Regions from separate parts of the Mus musculus genome. Here region 1 is linked to region 2. Evidence: chromatin contacts called from ENCODE POLR2A ChIA-PET data. All regions are on one chromosome and are shown on one strand. Each heading gives the region's core, a stretch centred on a gene start or an enhancer-like site at or near the end of the contact. The rest is flanking DNA. Distances are from core to core; before and after follow the strand shown.

Region 1 (2,700 bases), core at 192-2,691, 44 kb before region 2:
TCAGAGGACCAACACCGAATGTGAGGTACCTCTCACCTTAAATGATTAGGGTGGGGGTAAGGCTCACCACACAGCCCATGAGATGTTCGGAGAACAACCTTTTGGAGTCTGTTCTCTCCTTCCACCTCATGGGCTCCCGTTGTCTAGCTTGGCAGTTAACTTACCAGACTCAACTAAAATGTCTTCCAAATCCTTGAGAAACCTAACACTGTAACAACAGGGAGAAGCTGATAAATGCATGAGCAGCAGCCTCATCAAGAGGGCACTGTTTGTTTGGCTTTTTGATAAGTCTCACAGCCTTGTCTGTCCTGGAATTAACTATGCATAAGAGGCTGGCCTCAAACCAAAGAGATTAAAGGCCTGTGACTCCGTGCCCACCGGAAGGACTTTAATAATAAACTTTTAAAAGGAATGCAAACTGCATCCTAACCCAGACACCATAATTGTGACCTTCAGAAGACTAAATAGGCTGAAAGACTCTATGCATAGCCACAGGACCATAATACAGTTTAGTTTATAAATGCCCCAATCCTGGAGCCCTAAGCAAATCGAGTGATAATTTCTAAGCTTGGCTCAATTCCCAAAGTTAAATCTGCCTTTCACAAATCGTCTTCCGTTTTTCAATGCACACAGTAAAAGAAGTTAAACAGTTTAATCTGGGCATTATAATTTTATAATTTCATCAAGTGAACTTCTATATGGAAACGACCATGATTAAAACTGCGACGGGGCGACTCGGTCAGGCCACCGCCCACCCGCTTCCCGCTCGCTGGCTGTGGTTGTAGAAACGCGCTTGCGCATAGGGACACGGAAAGAAGAGGAAAAAAAAAAAGATAAAGAAGTGAGGAGAAAAAAAAAAAACGGCCCGACCGCGTGCCTAGGCCCCCCACATGCCGGCCCGCGGCGCCTGCGCAGTGCGGTGCCTGCAGAGCCAGCCGCTTCCTCCGCCCCCTCAAGCCCCGCTTCGGATTGTGCGCACGCGCAAGCGCCTGTCCTCGCGCAAACCCCGCCGTTTGCCCAACGCCTGCCCCTCCCCCACCCACCAAAAAAGCGCGAGGGCTGCAGCGCCTGCGCAGAGATTTTTCCCCCCTGTGAAAAATAAATAGCTTTTTAAAGTACGAAATTTCCCCTTCCTTCCGGGAGTCTAAAGCCCCAGCCTCACCCCGCCGCCGCCGCCCGCCGCCCCGGAGCCTCCGCCGCCGCCGCCTCCGTGCTGGTCGCCGGCGTTTTCAGTCTTCAGCCGTTTAGGGGCTCGGCCTCCCTCGTTGCCGCCGCCGTAATAGCGACCACCGCCACCTCCGCCGCCCGCAGCCGCCATCTTCACCATCGCTCCCGCCCGCCTCAGCTGCTCGTCCGGCTGCTGCCTCTGCTCGAGCCGCCGACGCCGCTTCTCCGCCCGGGGCAGCAGCCTCCGCGACATGGCGGCGCAGAACCCGCCTCCCCCCGCCTCTCATTGGGGGAGGGACACGCCCGTCACTCGCCGCCCCCACCCGATAGGGGGAGCCACTGGCCCTATCTTGGGGGGAGGGGAAGTTTCCTCACGGTTCATTTCTATTGGATAGGACGCATGCCGTTCTATTGGAAAGACCGCCTCTGTTCGCCAATCGCACTCCTTATAGGTGAACGCTTCTTGCCAGTCATTCCGCCAGGCCCCACCTCCTTAAAATAAACTCTGATTTAATAGGCCAGATTTTTGGGATCGCTCCGCCTTCCCACAAACAGTAAATGGAAGTGGGCCTCCGAAGCTCCGCCTCCTTCCCGCTCTCATTGGTTTCCTAGCTAATCGGTCACTCTGAAATCCTTGCGTTTCCCAGTCACAACGACCATCTTCCCGCGCCACTCCGCTGGGATACAAGAAAGGCCTTCCCTTCTGTGTTCCTACAATTGTTCCCCCAGGTGCCCGTCTCGTACGTCAACACTCGATTGGTCAATGAAGAGTGGAAAGAATGCCCTATTGCCAGATGGTATAGGACGACTGATAGCTTCTGATTGGTGAAAAAGGAGAGCCCGTAGGCTCTCTGTGGCGCAATCTAGGAACCGGTCCCGAGAGAGCGCATGCGCTCCTGTACTTTTGGGGGGGGGGGGGGGCTTCAATAGAAGAGGTGACTTTAAGGGATACAACTACTCGAGTACCCGAACGGTCTTTCGCGCGTCTGTTGTTTGCAAGCTCCGGAAGTCTAGAGCAAGACAACAATTTGCAGCAGCTATAACCCATTAGAACGTTTACTTCACCTCTACCCTATCCTAAGCTGGAGGTTATTATTTTTAAAAGAACCTTCAAATCTGAGCACTTCTCACTAATAAAACACTCATTGATTGCCATGTGACTTTGGACCCTGGCAGGCACCGTCATTTCACTCTAAATTCAGTCATGGTGGTAGATCTTTATAGTTCAACTCGGTTCGCACTTGGCAACTGAGCACCCTGCGTCCTCCAGAGTGCTCTGTGGCTTAGACTCGCTACTTGGAGACTGCTCTGAAGCGATTGTCTCCTCCCAGGGTCCTGCGAAGCCCGAGAGCTGCAACGCCGACAAGTGCCCGCCGGGGAGCAAGCAGACAGGGAACGTACTGACGGAGGATCCGGATCCCGACCACAGACCCGTCCAGAGGCTTTATGGGGAAACTAGGGAGTCAAGAAGACTCTGGGATGTAGCTCAGCAATGGAACGCTTGCCTAGCACAGACAAGGCGCGTATCTACCC
Region 2 (2,922 bases), core at 218-2,717:
TCCCCCCTCCCCTGCCCCCCCCCATGTGCTGGCATTACAGGGGGCTGGCACCACACCCAGCTTCGATACTTTTATAACGTGCCCTATAGGGTCCTTTCCCCCACCTCATAGGATCTGAGTTTGCGGATTGAACTGGAAAACCGTCTCTTTCAGGTCCAGCACAAATGAGGTTCAGAAGGGGCTGAGGATGGGATGGGCAACAGTAGGAAACGAGGACGATATGGAAGGGAACCAGGGGTTGAGGCTATACATTTTCCTTGACAGTCCCAAGAAGCCACCATTCTCCCAGGAGATTGTACTAATCCCCAGATGGGCTTGGGGATCAGGGCCATAAGCCAAGGGCCCTTGGGTAAAAGCCTTCCCTTGCCACCTCCCCCCAGTGCGGCACGTGGAACCAAGTCTCTCCTTCCCTCCACCCCTTCCCCATCTCACCTGAGCCTCCTGCACCTTCCCTGCCTGGGTCTCCAGAGGGTCAGAGGCTGGGGAGGAGGGGAGCAGACGTGGTTACAGTGCGGGGAAAGAGTTAAGCAGAAGGGCTCACAATGGTGGAGGACAAGAGGACCCACCAACCTAATTATTTCAGAGTCAGGGATGGTAGTAAAACTATCGGAGATGGGAAAAGGCATATTTTAGAGTGGAGGTATGTGTGACGTGAAAAGGCTGAGGAGGGGAATCTTTAGGAGGAGAAAGCAGGCGAGACTGGACTGAAGGAAGGTTTCAGAGTTAAGCAGGATATGGTAGCATGTGCGAGTCGAGAGAATGAGGGAGGGCTAAGTTTTTCAAGAGACGTAAGTAGGGATACTTCTGCTGAGAGTTGAGTGTGGGAGAGGAGATGCAGTGAAGGTAGGAGGTTTAGGAGAGGCACAAGAACTGAAGGAATGAGATAGTAAGGGGCCACAGGGGTCCCCGGAACCCATCCTACAGTTGCCCTTAACAACAGACAACCTTAGCAACCGGGATAGTGGTAACTTTGGTCCTTAGCAACGAGGGTCCTCAGCAGCCAAAGTACGAGAAATGCGATCATTAAGAACTTGACAATCGGACCCTTACATTTCACAATCCAGAAACCAACCAACCTAGTAATACGGACCACTTAGCAACACCCCTCCGAATCCCACTCCCTTCAGGTAGATCCTGTCTCCCGCCCCACCGAGCCTACCCTCGGGCCCCGGGGCCTGCAGCCCAAAGCCAGGCCCCGGCGCGGCCCGACCCTCCCACCCTCCCAACAGGGCCCCTAACTCACGGTCCGGCTCGGCCATGGGAACGGGGTGGGGGCCCTCGGGACTGTCACCGACTGCTCTGTCCCGTGACGGCAGCGGAAACAAGAAGAGGCCGAGATAGGATAGAGAACTACAACTCCCGGCAGGCAATGCGATCCCCATAACCGCTTTCGTACAATGTGCCTCTCATGTTATCAAACTACAAATCCCAAAAAGCCTGGCGCCGGCGGCCATATTGATAAAGGGCGTCTGGAAAATGTGGGGAAACTCAGCGAGCGAATGTCCACCTCATTTTTCTGATTGGCTGTGGTGCAGTACAGGGGCGGGGTGTAGCTATTTAAAACATTTTGATTGGGTATATGAGGGGGCGTGTTGGGGAATTCCCGATAGGGCGGAAGCACTGGAGCTCATCGCAGAGCCCAGCGACAGGCAGGCGACCACAGGGGGCCACCCGAGGTGGCTGGGGCCATGGCCGGGGTCGCGTGCTTGGGGAAAACTGCGGATGCCGATGAATGGTGCGACAGCGGCCTGGGCTCTCTAGGTCCCGACGCAGCGGCTCCCGGAGGACCAGGTCTGGGCGCAGAGCTTGGCCCAGAGCTGTCGTGGGCGCCCTTAGTCTTTGGCTACGTCACTGAGGATGGGGACACGTGAGTAAACCTTAAATTACTAGACTGAGCCCTGGGATCTTACCTGAGTCCCCTTTAGCCTACGATTCCTGTGACTTCGTATCGTCTCGTTCCTAACTCTTGATTTCCGATGCTGGACTTCCTGGCCCTTAACCCCCAAACACTAAATTGTGAGACTGGTACGCTTTCACACAGTCAAGTGTCTCACCTTTTTTGAACTCTATAAATTTGAGCTCCTGATCCCCAAATCGGATCTGAACCTTTCCGACCACTCTAGTTCCCACATCTTCTTACCTCTTACTTCCAGATGTAGTCTTTGGTCTTTGGCTATTCTTGTATAAGCCAGATTTTGATTTCAAAACTAGTTCTTGGCCCTGAGTCTCTGAAGCTGACACGTCCAGTATTGACCCTGCAGTTAAGAAATTGAGCTGGTGGGTGTCATGGCTCTCACAGCACTTGGAAGGCAAAGGCAGGTGGATCTCTGTGAATTTGAGGCCACCTGATTGAGTTCCCTGCCAGCCAGAGCTACATAAGATGTAGAAACTCTATTCTATGAGGCTAGATTCATCTGTTAGCCAAATGCTTCTCCCAAACTACCACCTTCCAATCCCTGGTTTTAGTTTAGCTGAGTGTGATGGTACACACTTGTCATTCTGGCACTCGAGGGGCTGAGGCAGGAGGATCACTAGTCCGAGGACAGCCTGGAAGGACCCAGTATCAAAAAGGAGGGAAGAGGAAAAGGAGGAGAGGGTGACTGAAAAAAGGTTAAAGAGTAGGAAATGTTGATTAGTAGATAAGCTGGGGAGAAGGGATGGTTGTGGTGACGGCGTGCATTAAGGGATTGTACCCGGGATTTTCTTGTCCTTTGTGCTTATTGCGTATGCCCAGTGACTCAGTGCCTGACCCATGAGGGGAACCCAACAAACACTCATCTTAAAGAGCCAGGAGTAGTTGCCTTAGTTTTCACTTTCTACTTTGTTGGTTCCTGTTCCTTTATTATTTCCCTCTGGTTACTTTGGGTCTGGTTTTTGTGCTTTCTTTATCCTCCCCCTTCCTTTCTCGATTGTTTGTGTTTG

The links. ChIA-PET counts read pairs that join two places held with the same protein, here RNA polymerase II (POLR2A).
Region 1: POLR2A ChIA-PET joins it to region 2 with 47 read pairs in Patski. The contact joins the promoter of Hnrnpl here to the promoter of Nfkbib in region 2. POLR2A ChIA-PET finds 5 or more read pairs at or near these places in 4 of 5 experiments (Patski and embryonic stem cell).

What each region holds. Positions count from the first base shown.
Region 1 is chr7:28,809,631-28,812,330 of GRCm38, reverse strand. Hnrnpl (heterogeneous nuclear ribonucleoprotein L) reads right to left here and starts at 1,441. Exons shown (of 13, transcript NM_177301.5): 1 at 1,163-1,441. The coding sequence starts at 1,420.
Region 2 is chr7:28,765,189-28,768,110 of GRCm38, reverse strand. It overlaps Nfkbib (nuclear factor of kappa light polypeptide gene enhancer in B cells inhibitor, beta), which reads left to right and starts at 1,467. Exons shown (of 6, transcript NM_001306222.1): 1 at 1,467-1,867. The coding sequence starts at 1,689. Sirt2 (sirtuin 2) reads right to left here and starts at 1,359. Exons shown (of 16, transcript NM_022432.4): 1 at 1,244-1,359; 2 at 433-479. The coding sequence starts at 1,259.